2 separate regions of the Homo sapiens genome follow, and region 2 is linked to region 1. Evidence: chromatin loops called from intact Hi-C (ENCODE). Cell type or tissue: ascending aorta. All regions are shown on one strand. Links, peaks and the distances in the headings refer to the core of each region. The heading gives the core; the rest is flanking DNA.

Evidence for each region. Peaks named below come from ENCODE experiments on the same cell type or tissue, not always from the same donor. Only the 100,000 strongest peaks of a DNase experiment are listed, where the experiment ranks them.
Region 2: it touches region 1 in a loop (8-fold over the local background); 4 of 110 quality-filtered maps call a loop at or near these places.

The regions. Positions count from the first base shown.
Region 1 is chr7:64,563,921-64,575,585 of GRCh38, reverse strand. It overlaps LOC124901657 (a long non-coding RNA gene), which reads right to left and starts at 6,911. Exons shown (of 2, transcript XR_007060357.1): 1 at 6,618-6,911; 2 at 2,293-2,704. LOC100128885 (a long non-coding RNA gene) reads right to left here and starts at 891. Exons shown (of 3, transcript NR_077227.1): 1 at 738-891. It also overlaps the pseudogene LOC100133092 and the pseudogene LOC100129293. RefSeq lists enhancers at 541-600, 312-812. In ascending aorta, for the core only: a CTCF peak has its summit at 6,063; DNase peaks (open chromatin) are centred at 5,362 and 5,895; H3K4me3 peaks cover 1,617 bases.
Region 2 is chr7:64,612,998-64,624,662 of GRCh38, reverse strand. It overlaps LOC100128885 (a long non-coding RNA gene), which reads right to left. Exons shown (of 3, transcript NR_077227.1): 3 at 6,074-10,164. Among named protein-coding and RNA genes, the nearest start is that of ZNF107, 47 kb to the left of the region's middle. In ascending aorta, for the core only: a CTCF peak has its summit at 5,385 (motif pointing right); no DNase peak of the experiment used is centred there.

The DNA of each region.
Region 1 (11,665 bases), core at 1,833-9,832:
TTTTTTCTTTTTTTTTGAGACGGAGTTTCGCTCTTCTTGCCCAGGCTGGAGCGCAATGGCGCGATCTCGACTCACTGCAAACTTCGCCTCCCGGGTTCAAGCTATTCTCCTGCCTCAGCCTCCAGGGTAGCTGGGATTACAGGCGCCTGCCACAACGCCCAGCTAATTTTTGTATGTTTAGTAGAGACGGGGTTTCACCCTGTTGACCAGGCTGGTCTTGAACTTCTGACCTCAGGTGATCCACCCGCCTCGGCCTCCCAAAGTGCTGGAATTACCGCGTGAGCCACCGCGCCCGGCCCGACTCCCATAAATTTTTAATCAAAAAAAAAAAAAAAAAAAAAAAAAAAAAGGCGGGGGCACTGGAAACACCACGGCCCAAAGCTCTTCTCATTCATGAACCCCACACCCTGAGTCAGGATTTTCCCTTGACTACCGTCCCGTGGTCCCGGCACAATGGGGAGAGATGCGGCGATGCCGGTGCAGAGCTGCCCAGCGAGAGCTCCAGGCCATGGCACAGTCACCGCGCAGGGAGGAGACAGGACGCCCGGGGTCCTGGCTGTCAGCTCAGCCGCCATCTTATGGCTGAAGGGGACTGAGGGCCGAGCTGTACCAAGGACAACTCTGGCCAAGGATTTTGGAGCCGACAGCGGGGAGGCCGGAGTCCCGCCACAGCCACTTCAGACTGGTTCCAACCAGCCCCTCCCCCTCTCTCGGGGTGTCTGACCCAGCAGACTCACCATTTTTCTAGGCTTCCCAGGGGGTCCTGGCATCTTAGCTGTGGATCTCCCAATACCTACAGGTCACAGGGACACAGAAGCTGGGCCTCTAGGAGCAGAAGACACAGAACAGAGAAGAAAAGACCTGGAGCTACGACTGCAGCCAGAGACAAAGGCCGCGCCAAATCTCGAAAGCCGTCCTGTCCACTCCAGCTGCGTGCCTGATTGGATGGATCCCAGCCCAGAGTCCCTGATTGGATAACGTTTAACACCATACCCCTTTAGGCCCTGAGTGACAGAAGACGTGCTCAGGTGCAGGGCTGAATGAAAATAGAGTTGCAGCTTTTTCAGGCAGGGCTTCCTCCCTGAGCTGAGCCAGGCCTGCCTCAGAGGGCATTTGCATTTAACCATGTGTAAAAGATCATATGTGCATTTATAAATAATATATTATATGGCTATTCACAAGTGAAGATAATGTAATAACAATTATTTTTAAATTCCAGATTTTATTACCTTCCCGGCTTCTGGTCCTTTGAGCAGGCAGCCTGAGATTTTAAAAAGAAGGCAATCCTCTGAAATAAAATGTGGGCCACATGTGAATACTAAATTTTCTAGTAGTCAAATTTTAAGAAGAAAGAAGCAACAGGTGGAATAAACGGTAACCATTTAATTAACCCAATATATCCAACATACTATCATTTTAATATGTGAGCAATATGTAATTATTAATGAAATATATATAATTTTTACTCTAACTTTCTAGCATATCGCAGTTCAGACCAGCCACATTCCAAGCACCCAGAAGCAACATATACCCAATAACTGTCACATTGAAGTGCAGCTGTGATGTCAGGGTGGGCAAACGGCCTGAAAATCCCTTTTCTGCCAGAGGTAAAGGAAGAGCCTCTTCCTACCAACATCTCTCTTTCGTTCCAAGGGTGCAAAAGATAGTGACCATAGAAAGAGCAGAGGGCAGCCGGACACGGCAGCTCATGCCTATAATCCCAGCACTTTGGGAGGCTGAGGCGGGTGAATCACTTGAGGTCAGGAGTTCGAGACCAGCCTGGCTATCACGGCGAAACCCCATCTCTACTAAAAGTACAAAAATTAGATGGGCATGGTGGCAGGTGCCTGTAATCCCAATTACTTGGGAGGCTGAGGCAGGAGAATTGCTTGAGCCCTGGAGGTGGAGGTTCTAGTGAGCGAGATCATGCCACTACACTCCAGCCCAGGTAACAGAGCAAGACTCTGTCTCCAAAAAAAAGAAAGAAAAAAAAGAAAGAACAGAGGCCAGCAGAAATAAAATAACCCCAGGTAGACCACTGCTGCCAACGTGTTTTCCATTTTTGTTCCAGAGATCAGACAGTAAACAAAGGATGATGGGTCCACAGGAGAAGAAAACTCTATGTCTTCAGATATGTCCACAGTCTTGACCTCCAGTGTATAAATATAGAGAAAACAGATTAAAGGTAAACTTATTTTGCCATTTGGCCTTGGCCCTAATGGTCAGGCTGTGGTTATCTGTTTTCTCCTGTGGTTTATGGAAATGTGTGAGTATAAGCACCAATCACATGCACACATGTCTACATGTATTTATTCATTTCTCAGTATTACAAAACATCTAACTTTAAATCAGGGGAAAAAAGTCAGCACTTTTAGGGTGCCCACTGTTAGAACGTAATTAGTAATCAACTTGCCATTAATTTTTGGCATCCTATCTGCACTGGGTGCACGTATTAGTTAGCTCTTACAGCATAACAAACCATCCAAAACTTCTTAGCTCATAATTGTGATGGTCAGCCATTTAGGCTGGGCTTGGTGGGGCCATTCTTCTGGTCTCAGCTGAGCCTGTCAACTAGGCAGCTGTGCTTCTGGGCATGAGCTTCTGCTTCTGGGATTGTCAACAAGGGGCACCTTGCTTCTCCTCCCTGTTGTATCTTATCCTCCAGCTGGCGAACATGGGCTTTTTTCATGGAGATGGCAGCATTCTAAAAAACAATTAGAAGCATTTAAAACCACTTGAGCCTAGGCCTCAAACTAGCACACTGTCATGTTCACAGGTGTCTACCACCCCGAACAAATAAGGCCAGCCAGATCTGGGGTTTGGAAAACAGATTCTGGATCTCCATGGGAACACCTGTAAAAGCACCTGGCAATGAGCATGGAACAGGGAGAACAAAAAATTGCTACCATTTGTGCAATCAGAATCATTCTGTTTTTCAGCTTTTTGTTTTGTTTTGCTTTGTTTTTGGATATATGTGGCTTATAGAACTCTTCCACATCAAGAAATTGCCCAAACACCCACAGCTATTAAGTGACTGGGCTGAGACTCACTCTCTAGGGCTCTAAATCCTGGAGAGTAACACTTCTAAAATAGAAGCCAGATTCCTTTTAGATTTGTGCCCAAATAGTACTGTTTATTATTGGAAATAATCTCAATAAATTGCATAAGCACATGGTGGCTCATACCTGTAATCGTAGCACTTTGGCAGGCTGAGATGAGAGAATTATTTGATATCAGGAGTTAAAGTGCAGCCTGGGTAACATAGTAAGATCCTGTCTCCATGAAAAAGACATTATCCAGGCATGACAATGCATGCCTGTATTCCCAGCTACTCGGGTGGCTGGGGCAGGAGGACTGCTTGAGCCTGGAAGGTTAAGACTGCAGTGAGCCATGATTGGTTACACCACTGCACTTTAGCCTGGGTGATGGAGTGAGACCTTGTCTCAAAAGAAAATAAAATAGCTGGGCGTGGTGGCTCACGACTGTAATCCCAGCACTTTTGGAGGCTGAGGTGGGCAGATCACCTGAGGTCGGGAGTTTGAGACCAGCCTGACCAACATGGAGAAACCCCATCTCTACTAAAAATAGAAAATTAGCTGGGAGTGTTGGCACATGTTCGTAATCCCAACTACTCAGGAGGCTGGGGCAGGAGAATCGCTTGAACCTGGGAGGCAGAGGTTGCAGTGAGCCGAGATCGTACCATTGCACTCCAGCCTGGGCAACAAGAGCAAAACTCTGTCTCAAAACAAATAAATTAATTGGCCTGGTGTGGTGGCTCATGCCTGTAATCCCAGTACTTTGGGAGGCCGAGGCGGGTAGATCACAAGGTCAGGAGATCAAGACCATCCTGGCTAAGATGGTGAAACCCCGTCTCTACTAAAAATACAAAAAATTAGCCGGGTGTGGTGGTGGGGGCCTGTAGTCCCAACTACTCGGGAGGCTGAGGCAGGAGAATGGCGTGAACCCAGGAGGTGGAGTTTGCAGTGAGCCGAGATTGCGCCACTGTACTCCAGCCTGGGCGACAGAGTGAGACTCCATCTCAAAAAAAAAAAAAAGACATAGAATAATGTGGAGAAAACAGCTGAGAGATGAGTTTAGAAATCAAAGTCCAACAACACATTACTTATTTTTTTCATAGAAAAAAATTTGAAAACGTTTCAAAGAAAAAAGCTTTTAGAGAAATTAAATTTTACAGAGTTTAATTGAGCAAAGTATTATTTGCAAATCAGGCAATCTGTGGGCCCAGAGTAGGCTCAGACTTCAACACAGCCACATAGTAAAAAAAGATTTATAGACAGAAACAGCAAAGTAACATACAGAAAAAGAAAGTGAGGTACAGAAACAGCCAGATTGATTACAGCTTGAGATATGTCTTATTTGAACATAGTTCGAAAAGTTGATGTCCTTTTATTGGCATAAACACAGTAGTTGGTACAAGAATGGGTTACAGTCTATTTATATATCCAGTTAGGTTCAGTTTACTATGGTACTATGTACTATGGCAATTAGCAATTGCCATAACAGAATTAAATAAATATTTCTTATGGTCATCTGCTACAAGCTAATTAATTAGAAAAATTGGATAATGACTTTATGCTTTATTACATGTTAATTGTAAATGGTTCCAATCAGCATAAATATACTAAAGTATTTTCAACTTTGAAAGATCCAAGAATGATTAAATCCTTCTGAATAAGTGTTTATAATAACTAAGATTATAGCCCTGTAGCTACAAAAATAATAGAAAAAATAAAGTTGTTATCTATGAGAACAACATTCTTCAAATTATTTGAAGTTTAAAGGCACTGGGAAAAGGGATTACTAGAGATGTCATTTTACTATGTTACCCAATAATGTATTATTACCATTTGTTACCTGCAGCCTTGATTAAGGTGGGATAGGTTACAGATGGTGACAGGATATACTTCATTCAATGCACAACAATTTAAACACACTAAAGCCACTTTTGTTTGATTTTAAAAATTATGGATCGCGCCCCCCAGCCCCCTCCCCCGACCCCGGGCCGGTGCAGCCGCAGGCGGGGTCCCCCTCCCCCTTCCCCCTCCCCCTTGCCCCTCTCCCCCCAGGCCTCGCGCGCCCCGGACCGGCCCCCCCTTTCCCCTCCCCCTCCGTGCCGCCTCTGCCGCGATGCCCCCCGCTGCGCCCGGGGCCCGGCTCCGGCTTCTCGCCGCCGCCGCCCTGGCCGGCTTGGCCGTCATCAGCCGGGGGCTGCTCTCCCAGAGGCTGGAGTTCAACTCTCCTGCCGACAACTACACAGTGTGTGAAGGTGACAACGCCACCCTCAGCTGCTTCATGGACGAGCATGTGACCCGCGTGGCCTGGCTGAACCGCTCCAACATCCTGTACGCCGGCAACGACCGCAGGACCAGGGACCCGCGGGTGCGGCTGCTCATCAACACCCCCGAGGAGTTCTCCATCCTCGTCACCGAGGTGGGGCTCGGCGACGAGGGCCTCTACACCTGCTCCTTCCAGACCCGCCACCAGCCGTACACCACTCAGGTCTACCTCATTGTCCACGTCCCTGCCCGCGTTGTGAACATCTCGTCGCCTGTGATGGTGAATGAGGGAGGTAATGTGAACCTGCTTTGCCTGGCCGTGGGGCGGCCAGAGCCCACGGTCACCTGGAGACAGCTCCGAGACGGCTTCACCTCGGAGGGAGAGATCCTGGAGATCTCTGACATCCTGCGGGGCCAGGCCGGGGAGTATGAGTGCGTGACTCACAACGGGGTTAACTCGGCGCCCGACAGCCGCCGCGTGCTGGTCACAGTCAACTATCCTCCGACCATCACGGACGTGACCAGCGCCCGCACCGCGCTGGGCCGGGCCGCCTACTGCGCTGCGAAGCCATGGCGGTTTCCCCCGCGGATTTCCAGTGGTATAAGGATGACAGACTACTGAGCAGCGGCACGGCCGAGGGCCTGAAGGTGCAGATGGAGCGCACTCGCTCGATGCTTCTCTTTGCCAACATGAGCGCCCGGCATTACGGCAACTATACGTGTTGCGCCGCCAACCGGCTGGGAGCGTCCAGCGCCTCCATGCGGCTCCTGTGCCCAGGATCCCTGGAGAACTCAGCCCCGAGGCCCCCAGGGCCCCTGGCCCTCCTCTCCGCCCTGGGCTGGCTGTGGTGGAGAATGTAGGCGCAACCCAGTGGAGCTCGCCTCCCCCTGCAGGGGGCCTCAGGCCAAGAGTGAGAGAAAAGGGGGAGCAAGAGCCCTGGGTCTCGTGGGGGCAGAAGGGCTCTCGGCCACCAAGGAAGAAGAGAAGAGGAGAAAGAGGAGGAGGCAGAGGAAGAAAGATCTTTAGAGAACCCATCACTGTGAGGGGTAACGCAAAATTATGTATCTTTCTACAGCCATTCTCGCTACCCGTTCACGTTTCCGATTGTGACCCACTCCCGCCACCCCATACCCCTCTCTCTTAGCTCAGGCTGTCAACAGGCTTGTGTGGGTGTGGGTGTGTGAGTGTAAGCCTGCATGCGTGTGTAGGTGTCTGTGTCTCTGTGTGTGTGTGTGTGGGTGGGCTGGGGGAAGGGACTCAACCGTCCTCCCACCCCCGAAACCCCCATGTCCACTGTCCCCAACCCTACTGCCTCTCACCTCTGGCTGGAGGTAGGTATGAGGCTCTGCAGTGGAAGCTGTGAAGAGAGGCTTACCAGGCTCCCTGCTTCCCCAATATATGCAGGCACACTGACCCCTCCCCCTGTCGAAAGGACAACTCCTGGCAGGTTGGGAGTGGGGAGGGGCATCGCACTCACCTGTCAAGCTGTCATTCAGCCTTTGCGAGTAAGTGGGGGACCTCCATCTGGGTTCTGGGCTTCCCTGCTGTCAACCACCAGCTTCCTGTAGCCAGAGGCTCCATCGCTGGCTCAGTGGCCTGAGACCTTCCCACTTTTCCTGTCCCTACCCACCCTGGATTTTCTGGCCCCCTCTTGGGCCAATCGGTGCTTCCATCCAACTGTCAGACTGGTGGCAGGAGTCACCTGTCTGTTTCAGTGCTTTGCCTTACCCCTGCCACCACTCCCCTTGGCCTTGATTTCCCCACCTGCGGAACCAGCCAGCTGCCCCTGGGGCCTTTGCAGCTGGCCCACAGGTGTGGGCTTGCTGGTCTATCACTTCCTGGCCTCTCCACCAACTGTACTTCCCAAAGGCTACCTGACCGCCCTCACACACACTCAGACACACCACACACACACACACCAGCGACTGTGACCAGCAATAGCCCCCTGGCTCCAGCTGTCCTGTAGCTGGTGACTAGCTGTATTTCCCCCTGGGTAGGCATCTGTTGTCAGGAAGGGACGCTGAGAGGCTGCAGCCTCAGCTCTGATTGTAGGAATACTCCGCCCTGGTACACCACACCACACAAAGTGGGGGACAGAGAGGCATCACACAGACATCCTGAGCCCAGATAAAGATGCCATGTCACCAACTCCGACTCCCACGAGACCCTCTATATAAACACCCACCCCAAACCACACCACTCAGAGTCTGGTGGAGAAGAGGAGAGGGCAAGGCTCAGTGACTGTACCTCAGACGGGGGCATGGGCCCCATCCCACGTTGTCTTCCATTCCCAGGGTCCAGGGGATGGGGTGGGACTGGGGAGGGATTCTAGGGAGGGGGTGGGAGGCCCTGGGGGCTGTGTGTTCCAATTCATGGGGATTGTTGAGACCACCACACCAATAAATGCCTTTTTCCAAAAAAAAAAAAAAAAATTATGTTCACGGCCAGGTGCGGTGGCTCACACCTGTAATCCCAGCACTTTGGGAGGCCGAGACGGGCAGATCACGAGGTCAGGGGATAGAGACCATCCTGGCTAACACGGTGAAACCTCGTCTCTACTAAAAATACAAAAAATTAGCCGGGCGTGGTGGCGGGCACCTGTAGTCCCAGCTACTCAGGAGGCTGAGGCAGGAGAATGGTGGGAACCCGGGAGGCAGAGCTTGCAGTGAGCCGAGATTGCGCCACTGCACTCCAGCCTGGGCGACAGAGGGAGACTCCATCTCAAAAAAAAAAAAAAAATTATGTTCACACAGGCTAGATGTGGCTTGCATTCCAATGGTTGAGACTCTTTCACCTGAGACTGAGACTTGGTGGTCTTCAGTTCACTGTCTTCTAGTTGCAGTGATGAGTGCATGTGTAAGATCAAGATTCAGAGGAAGAGGAGATGGTCAAGAGGAATCTGATTTGGTTGCATTCATGGCTTCCCAGAAGCACCGTGAATCTCAATAAAAGAAACCACTGGTTGGTGTGGTGGCTCACGCCTGTAATCCCAGCACTTTGGGAGGCCGAGGTGGGTGGATCACCTGAGGTAAGGAGTTCGAGACCAGCCTGACCAACATAGAGAAACCCTGTCTCTACTAAAAATATAAAAAAAAAATTATCCGGGTGTGGTGGTGCATGCCTGTAATCCCAGCTACTTGGGAGGCTGAGGCAGGAGAATTGCTTGAACCCAGTAGACGGAGGTTGTAGTGGGCTGAGATTATGCCATTGCACTCCAGCCTGGGCAACAAGAGCAAAACTCAATCTCAAAAAAAAAAAAAAAAAAGAACACTAACTGAGAATTAGGATATTAAACCTGGACAAGAGAAAGAATAAACACCTGTGATTGAGCAACGTAAATTGGAAGCTGATTGCCGGAAATTGCATCTGGAAAAGACTGGGAGTAAGTGCAAAGATGGCCCTGATGTAAAAGAGAAGACTCCACCTAATCTGAAGCGTGCTAAGATTATAGAAGCAGGAGATGGGCAGCCATAAATTAAAAAGAAGATGAAGTGGTTGGTCGCAGTGGCTCACGCCTGTAATCCCAGCACTTTGGGGGACCAAGGCGGGTAGATCACGAGGTCAAGAGTTCAAGACCAGCCTGGTCAAGATGGTGAAACCCAGTCTCTACTAAAAATACAAAAATTAGCCCAGCTTGGTGGCGAGCATCTGTAATCCCAGCTACTTGGGAGGCTGAGGCAGAGAATTGCTTAAACCCGTGAGGCGGAGGTAGCAGTGAGCCGAGATCGTGCCACCACACTCCAGCCTGGGTGACAGAGTGAGACTCCGCCAAAAAAAAAAAAAAAAAAAAAAGAAGACACACACACACACACACACACACACACAGATGATGTCACATTGAAAATTTGACTGAAATTTTGAAAATACTGTCAATTAAGTTTGAGTTTTCACTGAAGCAAAAAATAAAACAAGCATCTTAGAATTAACTGTATTTTATTGTCTTAATGTGCAATTGGTAAAACCAATTTACTTCTTTAAACTTCAAATTTTTCTGACTATAATGCAGTAGACTATGACTCTAAACATTTCCCTCATGCATTTTGTGGGTATTATGACTTACCATAGAGTCAATCACAAAGAGAGTCTACACTTAAATTTTCTCCTTGCATCTTAAATTTCAGTATCTATAATCCTCCATAAAAAAGTATATGAGAGGCTGGGCATGGTGGCTCACGCCTGTAATCCCACCATTTTGGGAGGCTGAGGCTGGTGGATCACCTGAGGTCAGGAGTTTGAGACAAGCCTGGCTAATGTAGTGAAACCCTGTCTCTAGTAAAAATAGAAAAATTAGCCGGGCGTGGTGGCAGGTGCCTGTAATCCCAGCTACTCAGGAGGCTGAAGCAGGAGAATCGCTTGAACCCAGGAGGCGGAGGTTGCAGTGAGCTGAGATGGCGCGATTGCACTCCAGCCTGGGTGACAAGAGCGAAACTCCATCTCAAAAAAAAAAAAAAAAAAAAAATGAGGCCAGGCGTGGTGATTCACACCTGTAATCCCAGCACTTTGGGAGGCCGAGGCAGGTGGATCACCTGAGGTCAGGAGTTCAAGACCAGCCTAGCCAACATAGTGAAACCCAATCTGTACTGAAAATACAAAAATTATCTGGGCATGGTGGTGTGCGCTTGTGGCCCCAGCTACTCGGGGGGCTGAGGCAGGAGAATTGCTTGAATCTGGGAGGCAGAGGTTGCAGTGAGTCTAGATTACTCCACTGCACGCCAGCCTGGGTGACTGAGCAAGACTCCATCTCATAAATAAATAAATAAAGCAAATCTAACATAGAAGCATTTTTCATAGTTTTAATGCAGCCAACAATTGATCAAATGCTTTTCTATAAATGCTACAAATGAAGGCATAACATCAAGTGATTTGAGAGTTAAATTACCTCAACATTCATATTTTGAAAATTTAAAATTCTTTTCATGCAAAACAAGAAAAGTCAAATATAACTATAACGCCTCAAAAGATAAATCCTTGCTTCTTTTAGTCTTACACAAAAGTAAATGATATATTTTAACTTTGGATTACTCTGTATAATAAACACTGTTTAGAGTAATGTCTAAAATGTTAGTGTCTTAGAGTTTTCTACTGCGAATTACCTGATGATTACTTCTACTTGATTTCTAATTTTTTTTACATTTACTGAATTTGAAGAATATTATTTAATGTGAACACTCTGGTGTTTTCTAAGGTATACTTCTTAGAACAAATGGTTTTTCTCTATTTATTATATTATTCATAGGGTCTGTCTAAAATACAAATTTCCTAAAGTTGAAGAAAGTGTCAACAACTGATTGAGGGTTTCTCTCCAGTATAAATTCTCCTGTGTACAATAAGATATAAGTGAAGATATTAAACTCAACTTTTCAAAATCAGGAAATGTAACATTAAAAAATGAGGTGAATCTTAATAACATAAATAAAGTATACAATCACAAAAAACAGATACTGTCCGAATCCACTTACATGAGATAGCTAGAAACAGAAACCAAAATGATATTTTGAAAAAGATAAATAATAGGAAATTGGGCAGTTGTTTCAGGGGTATTGAGTTTTGTTTAGAAGATAAAAATGTTTTCCGAGCGTGGTGGCTCATGCCTGTAATCCCAGCACTTTGGGAGGCCAAGGTGGGCAGATCACCTGAGGTTGGGAGTTTGAGACAACCCTGACCAACATGGAGAAACCCCATCTCTACTAAAAATACAAAATTAGCCAGGTTTGGTGGCACATGCCTGTAATCCCAGCTATTCGGGAGGCTGAGGCACTAGAATCACTTGAACCCGGGAGGTAGAGGTTGCAGTGAGTTGAGATCACGCCATTGCACTCCAGCCTGGGTGACAAGAGCAAAACTCTGTCTCAAAAAAGAAAAAAAGAAAAAGAAAGACCAGGGAGGGATCTGTAGACATAGAGCATTCTTCTTCTGTGGCCCCATCGTCCTTTGTTCACTGTCTGATCTCTGGAAGAAAGGTGGGCAACAGGTGGTCTTCCTGTTGTTATTTTATTCCTGCTGTCCTCTGCTCTTTCTATGGCCACTATCTGTTCTACCCTTGGAACTGAAGAGAGATGTTGGTAGGGAAAGACTTTCCCCTTATTTATGGCAGGAAAAGGATGTTCAAGCCCAGTGTGGTGGCTCATGGCTGTAATCCCAGCACTTTGGGAGGATGAGACAGAAGGATTACTTAAGGTCAGGGGTTTGAGTCCAGCCTGGCTGACATGGCAAAATTCCATTTCTACTAAAAATACAAAAATAAGCCAGGCATGGTGGCACATGCCTGTAATCACAGCTACTCTGGGGAAAATAAGGCAGGAGAATTGCTTGAATCCGGAATGTGGAGATTGCAGTGAGCCGAGATTGCACCACTGCACTCCAGCCT
Region 2 (11,665 bases), core at 1,526-9,525, 49 kb before region 1:
AGTAGAGTGAATTTAGCAACTCCCACAAGAGTGATGTAGTAATTTTTATTTATAAATTTTATTTGCCAAGGTATAGAATTTCCCTTTGGGGTTCTATGAAGTTACAAATGCAATCCTATGAATAATTAAAATTTTCTTGTAAATATGTGTTAAAAGAGAAGTTTTAATAGTTGGCGGCAAACTTGGAGAGGAAAAATAGAAATGACAAAAAGTGTCCAATGACGTAGTAGTGAGCAAGATGAGTAGCCCTAAGTTACTTATCTTTTATGATTTTCAGCTTAAGATTTTCTATTTCTTCACACTGATATTCAGGACATTCCTCTGGGCTTGTAAGGGGTTGCTCCCTCAGCTCTTCAGGACTTGACTTGAGTGTGGTGTATCCAAGAGTTGATATCTGTAATTTTTTTTTTTTTTTTTTTTTTTTTTTTTTTGAGATGGAGTCTTGCTCTGTCGCCCAGGCTGAAGTGCAGTGGTGCGATCTTGGCTCACTGCAACCTCAGCCTCCTGGGTTCAAACGATTCTCCTGCCTCAGCCTCCCGAGTAGCTGAAATCACAGCCCCATACCATGCAGCCCAGCTAATTTTTGTATTTTTAGTAGAGATGAGGTTTCACCATGTTGGCCAGGCTTGTCTCAAACTCCTGGCCTCAGGTGATCCGCCCACCTTGGCCTCCCAAAGTGCTGGGATTACAGTCATAAGCCACCACGCCCAGCAAATACCTGTAACTTTTATTGCCAAGGGAAGAGGGGGTTGAAAAAAAACAGTGTAGGGCCCTTCCCAGCTTGGGCTTAGGGAAAGAGAGAGAGAGGCATGAGATTTACTGATAGCAAATCTCCTGGGTTAAATGAAGGTGGTCTTATTTCTTAGGGTTGGGCTACTGCTAGTTGTGTTAATTTTTGTTGGAAGTGAGCTAGAGAGGTTACATACTTAACCAAATTAGGTTTTCTGCTTTAATAGAAAAATCGTTGGTAAGAAAAGGCCATTTATAGAGCTTAGACCTAACTTTGTTTTTGTTTGTTTGTTTGAGACAGAGTCCCACTCTGTCTCCCAGGCTGGAGTGCAGTGCCGCGATCTCGGTTCACTGTAAGTTCTGCCTCCTGGGTTCATGCCATTCTCCCACCTCAGCCTCCCTAGTAACTGGGACTACAGGCGCCCGCCACCACACCCAGCTTATTTTGTTTTTATATTTTTAGTAGAGATGGGGTTTCAACGTATTAGCCAGGATGGTCTTGATCTCCTGACCTTGTGATCCACCAGCCTCGGCCTCCCAAAGTGCTAGGATTACAGGCCTGAGCCACCGCACCCAGGTTACACCTAACTTGGAAGGCATATTTCTTACCCATAGTAAGGCCATGGGAAGAAGAGTGACAAGTTTTTTAAGGTGTCTCTTGATAATATCATTTGTTCTATACCTTTACTGAGAATTGGGATTTTTAAGCACAATGGAGACCATATTCTGTGCCTAGCACATTTGAGACTCCCATGTGACAGCTGCCTTAAATGAGGGGCCATTGTCACTTTGAAGGTATTTAGGTAGACCAAAGCAGGGGTTTTTTTTGTTTGTTTATCTTTTTCTGAAACAGAGTCTCGCTTTGTCACCCAGGCTGGAGTGCAGTGGCATGATCTCAGCTCACTGCAACCTCCGCCTCCCAGGTTCAAGCAATTCTCCTGCCTCAGCCTCCTGAATAGCTAGGATTACAGGTGTGCACCACCATGCCTAATTTTTTTGTATTTTTAGTAGTGACGAAGTTTCACCATGTTGGCCAGGCTGGTCTCGAACTCCTGAACTCGTGATCCGCTCGCCTCGGCCTCCCAAAGTGCTGGGACTACAGGCCTGAGCCACCGCGCCTGGCTGGAGTTATTTTATTAATTAACACTTTTATTACCTCAGAGGTCTTTTCTGTATGGCATGGAAATGCTTCCACCCAGTTAGTAAAAGTATATACCCAAAACAGAAGGTATTGGATACCCTTTGTCTTTGGCATGCGGGTGAAGTCTATCAGCCAGTCCTCCCCCTGGATAGCTTCTTATTTTTTGGGTTTTAGGAGGAAGGAGCCACCTGTTCAGTGGATTATTTTTAAGACAGACTTCACAGGAATTAACAACCTATTTGACTGTTTTTAGTAAGTTCTCTTCTGAAAACAATCTCTGGGCATAGTGATAAGTTTTATCCTTTCTTAAGTGAAAAACTTGGTGAAAGATTCTAAGGATTTTCCTTTGGCTGAAGGCTGGCGAATGGAGTTTGCCATCCTCTGATTGTAGCCATCCTGAGGTCTAAAAATATACCCTCGAAAAGTGGCCCATTCTATTTCTGCAGGGGAGTACTGAGGCTTAATTTCTCTTATGGAGCCTTCCCAGGTTAGAGGGGCTTGAAGTGTGTTGATGCCTCAAGGCTTCCTTGCTGCTGACTTAATTGCCTGATTAGCTAACGTATTTCCTTCGGCTACTTCATCTGTTCCCTTTTGATGTCCCTTACAATGCATCATTGCTATTTTTCATGGAAGAAAAACGGAGAATAATTTTCTGGTGATACTTTAAAAGAGATCCATTAGCGGTAAGAAAATGTATTTTCTTCCAAATGGCAGCATGAGCATGAAGAACCAAGAAAGCATACTTTTAGTCTGTGTAAATGTTAGCTACCTTTCCTTTGTTTAATTCAAGTCCTCTTGTAAGAGCTATCAGTTCAGCTAATTGAGCGTTTGTGCTGGGGAGAGAGACACACTTTTAATAACGTTGTTTAGAGTGACTACTGAGTATCTTGCCTTATGTATTTTTTGCTTTACTGGCTATTTGTTACCTAAGAGGTCCCCCTAGAGGACAGTAATTGTGTCATGTTGTGTGGGGTGTAAGTTAAATTCTCTAGTATAATTAAAGAGAATTATGATTATAATTTCCAGGGTTAATTTGGAGACTTTTCTAAGTAGTAGAGCCACCATGGCAGTGGCTACAGGAAGAGGGGAGACCTGAATTAGAGAACAGAAAAGAGGGAGACTGGCTCTATTGTTTAGAAGGATGATTATCTTCCTTCTTTTAATTTCCAGAATCACCTTGGGATCCTAGGCTATAATGGCAGTTTGAGCTGCTGGAGCTGGGGGTTGGGTCCCTAGGACCCATTATTCCTGCCAAACGATCTGTGAGACTGGTTCTGAATCTAGTGACCTCATCTCTGGGGGCAGTTTGCTCTCTAGTGTCTCTGCCACAGCCTGCAGAGGGTTGAGGTGGCTTCTTCTTGATGCTTGGGCACTGCTTCTTAAAGTACCCTGACTTGCCAGACTGATAGCAATGAGCAGATGAACCTTGGAAATCCTGGACATTGCAGGCTTGCAAAGCAACTACTAGAGCCTTTGTCCTTCTCCTGAGTTTCCTCGCTTTCTCTTGGGTTTTCTCCTGGTCCCTATTATAAAAGGCTGAAGTGGCTACCTTCAGGAGGTTCTCTAAGGTGCTATCTGATTCTATAGCCTGCTTTTGTAGTTTCTTTTTTAATATCAAGAGCTTGGCCTGGCGCGGTGGCTCACGCCTGTAATCCCAGCACTTTGGGAGGCCGAGGCGGGCGGATCACGAGGTCAGGAGATGGAGACCATGGTGAAACCCTGTCTCTACTAAAAATACAAAAAATTAGCTGGGTGCAGTGGCGGGCGCCTGTAGTCCCAGCTACTCGGGAGGCTGAGGCAGGAGAATGGCGTGAATCCCGAGGCAGAGCTTGCAGTGAGCTGAGATCGCACCACTGCACTCCAGCCTGAGCCACAGAGCGAGACTCCGTCTCAAAAAAAAAAAAAAAAAAAAAAATATCGAGAGCTTCGTGCGTAATAAACCTGTCCTTTAGAATGCACTATTTGTTGATTGGATCAGAAGAAAAGGAGATATGCTCTATTAGTGCCTCTCTCTGCCTTTTCATAAAGGCTGCAAGACTCTTTTCTGGCATTTGGTCTATCATGGACAGTTTAGAGTAAGAGATTTGTCCTCATGGACAGTTTAGAGTAAGAGATTTGTCCCTATTCATAAACCCTCTAATATGCATATTAAAGTGTTTTTTTTTTTTTCCATTTATCTGCAGAGCTATTGGAGTTCCAACCAGGGTTGTAAAGAGGAACTGCTTCCCTTCCTATTGGGAATGGTGTTTCTGTTATTTCTTCACTTTCTCCTTTTTAAATTTTGGTGCATTATAGGCGACATATTGTTCATTTCTGCAATTCTCTGCTGCCTGTAGAGCTGCCTGCTTTTCAGCTGCAGTTAGGGTTTGGTTTAGGAGCAGCACAACATCCTTCTATGTGAGGTGAAACACCTGAGTCAAATTTTGGAAAGCTTCTATATACCTATTGGGGGTTGTCAGAAAATCAGCCTAAGTCTTCCTTTATTTGGCTAAGGTCTTGTAATAAGAGAACTTGAGATGGCTCTAAATAAGGGGGATTCTCAAATGGCTTCCCTGGAACTTGCTTTTCTAATTCTGGTGAATCATTTTCTATAAGCCTGCCTGATATGACTTTTTAAAAAGCTGGGTTGATCTTACACTACCTGCAAAGGTGTAGTATAAATGTCATGCCCTTGTGCAAAAGAAAATGGTTGCTTTCTTCTTCAAAGTCCGGAGGTTAAAGAAGTTCCAGTGTTACAGAATGCACTCCAGAGGGTTGCAAGCTGAAGTTGGTCTGTTGCCCATCTAGAAAAAGTGAGAATAAAAGGGTCCTTTTAGTCTCCCTTTTTTTTGGTATGACCAAGGGTGAAGGGGAAAACAGTGGGAGTGTCACCTCTACTCTTTTCTCTCCTTGGTTCCTGGGTCCTGTCACCATGTTAAATGTGTCACTCATGGTTGTGGGTGTGACCTCTCCAAGCCATGAAACCAGATGAACTAGGTGATGGATTTTAGCCACAATTACCCATATAGCCTTATTTGTCCACTTGTGATTTCCCTTTGACTTTCTAGACTTGTGTGATCTGTGTGCCACCCCAAAAAATGGATTTTGGGAAAGAATATGTAATAGTTGCCTTTGGGCAAGGCTCATTTAATGGAGGGATTGTGCTAGATGGAACTCTGTATTCTACTCTTATGCCCCATGCTAAATCATTTACCCTTAGAAAATGATTCTGGTTAACTTTTGGATGTAAAGTTCCCTTACTAATTAAGTACTATTTTAATTAGAGACAGAATAGGTGCCTTAAAGAACACAAGGGACCTAATGGCATTTTTCCTGCTGATAGGACAGTATTCAAACTAAAATTTAGCTATGGAAGACATTTTACTCTTAATTGTTAAAGGCAGCATTTTCCCATTCACAGAAGGGCATAGAGCCTGATTTTTAGCGGTGCAAAAAGGGAGAATTGGGAAGCTACAGTGTATTGCAAAAGACTGACAATGTGCCTCATGGAGATAATTTCTATTTCCACTAGGTGGTGCTGTTGGCTTAGAAATACCATGTACTCACGGAGGACGTGTATTGGGTTAGTATGGCATTTGCCGATCTTTCCTAACAGAACTGTTCCCCCGAATTGTAAAAATTCCTGCACATTTCATACACAGAGAAAAGACATGGTGACTGCAGATAGAAAAGGAGAAATTTTGCAACAGGATAGATGGAGATTCTCTTTGCTAACACCTGGATGAGTGGTCAGAAGTTGGCTTTAGTCCAGAAGCCTTTGGATAACACCAGGGTATGCCCTGGCCCGAAATTTTCAGTTGCTCCAAAACCTCTCCCAGCCCCATGTAATGGCTAGGTCCTCCATGAAAGAAAACTGGTTTAAAGCATGGCCAATGTGTGTATTGCAGGGGATTCATCCTCTCCCCAGTAACCCTCACATTTGAGTCTTCAAGAACAGTAGCCATGCTAATCACATTTTTAAATGGCTGTTTGGATGCCCATTATTAATTTGATTTGATTTTATAATAAGGCCCATAGCCTCAAAATTAAAGGACAGATTCTGAGGTTCACTTCCATACTTATTGCTTTGATGTTTATACCTATCATTCCATTTCTGATTCTGAAGGAGCCCCCAAATGAAGTGGCTTTGTTCTGTGGGGACATACCTGAGGTTTCTTGTCTCATACAGAGAAGATTAATGACATGGACACGCACACACGGAGTGAGTTTAAGAAGCAGAAAGTTTAATAGAAGAAAGGGAGAGACAGAGCTTCCTCTTTCAGAAAAAGTGGGTCACCCAAGGGGGTTTCTGAGTTTGGGGCAGAATAGATTCAATTTTATAGAGGATTGGATTGAGGAGGCAGTGATTGATTTACACAGGGCCCAGGAGATTGGTTTGACCAGGTGTGCCATTTACATAGCCCACAAAGAAAATGTCCCTTCTACCCTAATCTTTTATTATGTAAATGTAATCTCTACCTGGCCGATGCCATGACACCTGCACACGTGATGACAGAAAAAGGAGGGAAAATTGTCATGTGTGGTGTACCTGGCTTTTAGTATAGCTCCTGGCATTTGCATATGCAAGCTTCCAGCTTGCTGATCTATGCTTACAGCTTCACGTTTTAGGCTGCTTTCTTTTAGGAAAACAAATAGCTCTGGGGCCCTGTTTTATTAAAGAAAAATTCCATTGAGAACCCTTACTCTTACTAACTCCCTAAAATAATTTTGATTTAACTCCTGTATTAATATTGCCTGTATGCTAAGTCCAGTGATGTCAAAATGCTCCTTCTGGGCATGGCCTTAGCAGGAAAGACAAATCACCTGGTGTCATGGCCCAGCAATATGTCACAACATTTTCTATGGGCAGAATACAGGTAAGAGAGAGTCACATTTCCTAGGTGATAAATAAAAAGATATTTTACAAGGTCCCTTGTGGGCAGGGCCCAGGCAGAAGCACCCCATCCCATAGGTATGGGTCCCAGATATGTGTAATAATCTCCAAAATATGTGGGGCCCAGGGAAAACAGAAGAGTTTCATCACCTAGATGCTAGGTCCACCTACATGCTAGATGCTACCAGGTTTCATCACCTAGATGCTAGATGCAAAATCAGAGATATGTCACAATCCCTGATTTTGGCAGGGCCCCGGCAGAAGAGGAGAGTGAAATCAATCACCACCTCTTCTCCGTCACCTGGGTGATGAATAAACAGATATGTTCTAATACCTCTGTAGGCCGGGCCCATGCAGATTTGCATCATGAAAGTGTTAGACCCAGCCATATGTCACAATACTCAATGTATGCAGGGCCCAGGCAGGAGAAGGAAGTCACATTACCTAGGTGCTGGGCCCAGTCATATATCACAATCTGTCCTTGGGCAGAGAGATCAAGCAATAGAGGAAAGTCACTTCACCTGGGTGTTAGGGCCAGCAATATTTCACAATTCTCTCTGTGAAAAGTGCTTAGACAAAATTATAGGCTCACATCATCCAGGTGCTAGGTTTAGTCATTTGCCACAATCCCATCTGTAGGGCCCAGGCAGAAGGGTCAAATCACTTAGGTGCTGGGAAAAGGTGTATGTCACAATCACACCTGCAAGGTCTAGGGATTATATTAAACATCCCACACACGTCCTGGTTCTAGGTATGAGAGTCAATACCTTCTCTATTTTGGGTCTAATTTCGTGAGTCATAGTCTTAAAGGTGGCTAGATCTGTGTCTGAAAGCCTCAATCCCTCCTGTGAACTATTTTCCCCTAGTGGAGTCAGAGGCTCACAAGAGTGCTGAATCTTTATCTGAGAGTCACCAACCCAGCTGTGGGCCAGATCCACATGATTCAATTTTCCAAATTTCAGCTGGCTTTGTGTGTGAGGTTCAGAACCTCAACAGCGGGTTGTTTATGTGGGTGCAGGACAATCTTTACTGTTGAAAGTGTGTGCATACAAGTGTCGTAATCTCACCTGTGTGCTTGGCCCTGTTAGGACACTCTCTGTACTATGCTAGGGCTTTATGTTTTGCATGAGAGTCACAATCTATTCTAAGACATTTGTGCTGGTATGAACCTATAATCATATCTGTGTTCTTAACCCCAGGTATAAGAGTCAACATCTCCCTAATTTTCTGTGTCTAGATAGGAGAGCCCTCACCTTTCTATGAGCTGCATTTAAAAATGTTTTACTATCCCATATCTGGCTGGATGTTCACATATGACAATTCCAAATGTGGACTGCATCCATATGTGAGATTACAAGTAGGGTCTGTCCGTCTGTGAGAATTACAATTTTAATGGATAGTAGGGTGTGCATACACACAAGTAAATCTCACCTGTGCACTGGGCTCTGCAATGACACACTGTGTACAACCTGAAGACTTTATACCATATGTGAGAGTGTGATACTCCTTTCTGACCTTTATAAAAACAGAAGACCCAGAATCTTATCCATTTTTCTAAGCCTAGCTATGAGAGACTGTATCAACTATTGGCTGGTTCAATATATGAGAGTCATCATCACACCTATGAGCTGGAACAACATTATGTGTAACAAATCCACGTGCAGGTAGGTAATAAGCAGGGGAGTCACATCACCCGGGTGCTGGGCCAAAGATTTGTACAATATTACTTGAGGGCAGGGACCGGGAAGGATAGTAACATCCCTTGGCTGCTGAGCCCAGAGATATGTTACAATGCTCCCTGTGGGCAGGGTTCAGGCAAGAGAGACACATCACCTGGTTGCTAGGTCCAGCAATATGTCACAATCTTCCCTGTAAGCAGGGTGCAAATGGAAGACAATAGTCACATTTCCTAGGTAATGAATGCTGAGATGTCACAAGGCCTTCTGTGAGCAAAGCCCACTCATGTGCCTCCCATCCATCCCCTATATCACAATACCCAAATATGTGAGCCCCAGGCAAAATAGGAGTCACCTCACCTAGGTTCTGGGTCCAGTGATACATTATAATCCTCTTTTTGGCAAGGCCCAGGCAAAAGAGGCACAAAAGAGAAATGGCAGGGGATGAATGAAAAAATATTTCATATCTCCATGGACAGAGCCCATGCAGAAGAGTCACATCAACTAGGTGATGGACCCAGACATATGTTTCATATACTATGTGAACAGGGCCCAAGCATAAGAGAGTTACATCATCTAAGTGCTGGGAATATTGATACATCATAGTCGCTTCTTGGGCAGAGTCTAAGTAGTGGAGGACAGTCATACCACCTATGGGCTGGGTCCAGAAATATGTCTTGATACTTCCTGAGGGGAGAGCCCAGGCAGTATTATCACATCACCTGGGTGCTGGAACAGAGATATGTCATGGTCTTCTCTGAAAGCAAGGACCAGGCAGGAGGCTCATGTCACATTTGGCCAGTGATAAGTCACAATTCCTTTCTAAAAGCAGGGCTTGGGCAGTAGTCACATCACCTAGTTTCTGAGACCAGGTGTCACAGGGGGCTCCACAGGGAGCATTGTAACATATCACTGGGCTCAGAAACCAGCTGTCACAATACTTCTGGTGGGCTAGGCCCAGGCTGGAGACACATCACCTAGTTGTTGTGTTATGTCACCATCTTCCCTGTGGGCAGGTGCAGGCAGAAGAGATGAGAGACGTATGCCCTATGTGATGGATACAGAGTAATGTCAGAAAGCTGCCTGTAGTCAGGGCTGAAGCAAAAATGTCTCATTTCCTAGGTGTTGGGCCCAGCAATATGTCACAATACCAAAAACATGCAAGGTCCAGGCAAAAGAGGAGAGTCACATCACTTAAGTGCTGGGTTCAGTGATAAGTCACTATCATTCTTTCTGGCAGGGCCCAGGCAGAAGTGAGTCACATCACCTAGATGACTAAAAAAATGTGTCATAATACCCCTGTGGGCAGGGTCCATGCAGGACAGTCACATGACCTAGACATTATTCCCAGCCGTATGTCACAAAAACAATGAATGTAGAGCCCCGGCAGGAGAGTCACATAGCCTTGGTGCTGGGTCCAGTGATACATCACAGTTTTTTATTGGGCAGAGTCCAAGCTGTAGAGAGAGTCATATCACCTAGTTGCTGTGTGTGACAATATATAATAATACTCCCTGAGAAGTGGGCTCAAGCAGGAGATTCACATCACTTAGGTGAGAGGTTCAGAGATATGTCACAATGCCCCCAGGTGAGTAGCAGTCAGGAAGAAAAGTTACATAAACTAGGGCCAGAGCCCAGCTATATGTCACAATTACCGCAGTGGGGAGCACTCAGGTATGACAGGAGAGTCACATCACATAGGAGCTGGGCCAAGCAATATGTAGCAATCTGCGCTGCAGACAAGTCTGAAAAAAGAAAGGTCACATCAACTAGGTGATGAATCAGAAATACAGCAAAATGATTCCTGTGGGCAAAGACCGAGCAGAAGAAATTACACCACGTATGTGATGAGCTTAGTAATACATCACTCTCTTTCCTTGGGCATGGTCCAAGCAAAAGAAAAGTCACATTACCTAGCTGTTAGGCCCAGAGTTATGTCACAATCTCTTTTACAACAGAAGCCCAGGTAAAAGGAGAGTCACATCAAATAGATGATGGTCCCAGAAGTATGTCACAATGCCTCTTGTTAGCAGGGTCCAGGCATACCAACTCACATCACCTTGGTGCTGGGTTCAGCAATATGTCACAATGCTTTCTGAGAGCAAGGCCAAAGCAAAAGGGCAACATCACCTTGCTGTTGGGCCCAGTGATATGTCACAATGTTCCTTGTGGGCAAAACCTAGAAAGAGTCACATCAGCTAGGTGCTGGGCCTAGCAATCTGTTTTGATACACCCTGTAAGGAGAAACCAGGCAGAAACTGTCTTATTAACTGTGTGATGAGCAGAAAGATATGTCACAATGCTCTCTGTAAGCAGGGCCTAGGCAAGAGAATTATATCACCTGGGTGTGGACCCAGCAATATGTCACAACAGCCCGTGTGGGCAAGGCACTGGCAGGAGAGCCACATAACCTGGGTGTTGGGTGCAGCAATATGTCACAGGGTTCCCAGTGGGCAGTGCCAAGGCAGGAGAATAGATTTACATTAGTTAGGTCCTGGGTTCAGCAATGTTTCACAATCCAATCTGTGGGCTGAGCCCAGGCAGAAGAATTCAATCACTCAGGTGCTGGGCAGAGGCATATGTCACAATCACAGCTGCAGGAATGTTCATAAATGAGATTAACAATCCTGCACATGTCCAGGTTCCAGGTATGAGAATCAACACCTCTTTTATGTTGGGCCTAAGTACATGATTCACAATCTCAACAGTGGACTAGATCCATGGACGAGAGCCTCAATTCCTCTCACAGACTGTTTTCTTAGTGGAGTCACAGTCTTTCAGGTGTACTGAATCTTGGTCTGAGTGTCAATAACCCACCTGTGGACTGAAATAAACGATGAGACAATTGTTCAACTTTTGGCACTTTTTTTTTATTGTGGGGTTCAGAATCTCAACAATGTGTTGTGTTCATGTGGGAGGGTGACAATCATTACTGTTGGCTGGGTGTGCTTATGAGTGTCACAATCTCACCTGTGTCCTGAGGTCTATTAGAACATTCTCTGTCCTACTTGAGGGCTTTGTACTGTATGCATGGGAGTGCAATCTTGTCTGAGACCTTCATGCTGGTATGGACCCATGATTGTACTTGTGGCCCTAAGCCCAGGTATGAGAGTCAACATGTCTCCAATTGGCTGAGTCCAGAAAGAAGATGCCTTACCTGCCTAGGAGCTGGGTTTAGAAATGTTTCACCATTTCAACTCTGGCTGAATGTTCACATATGACAGTCACAATTTCAACTATGGACTG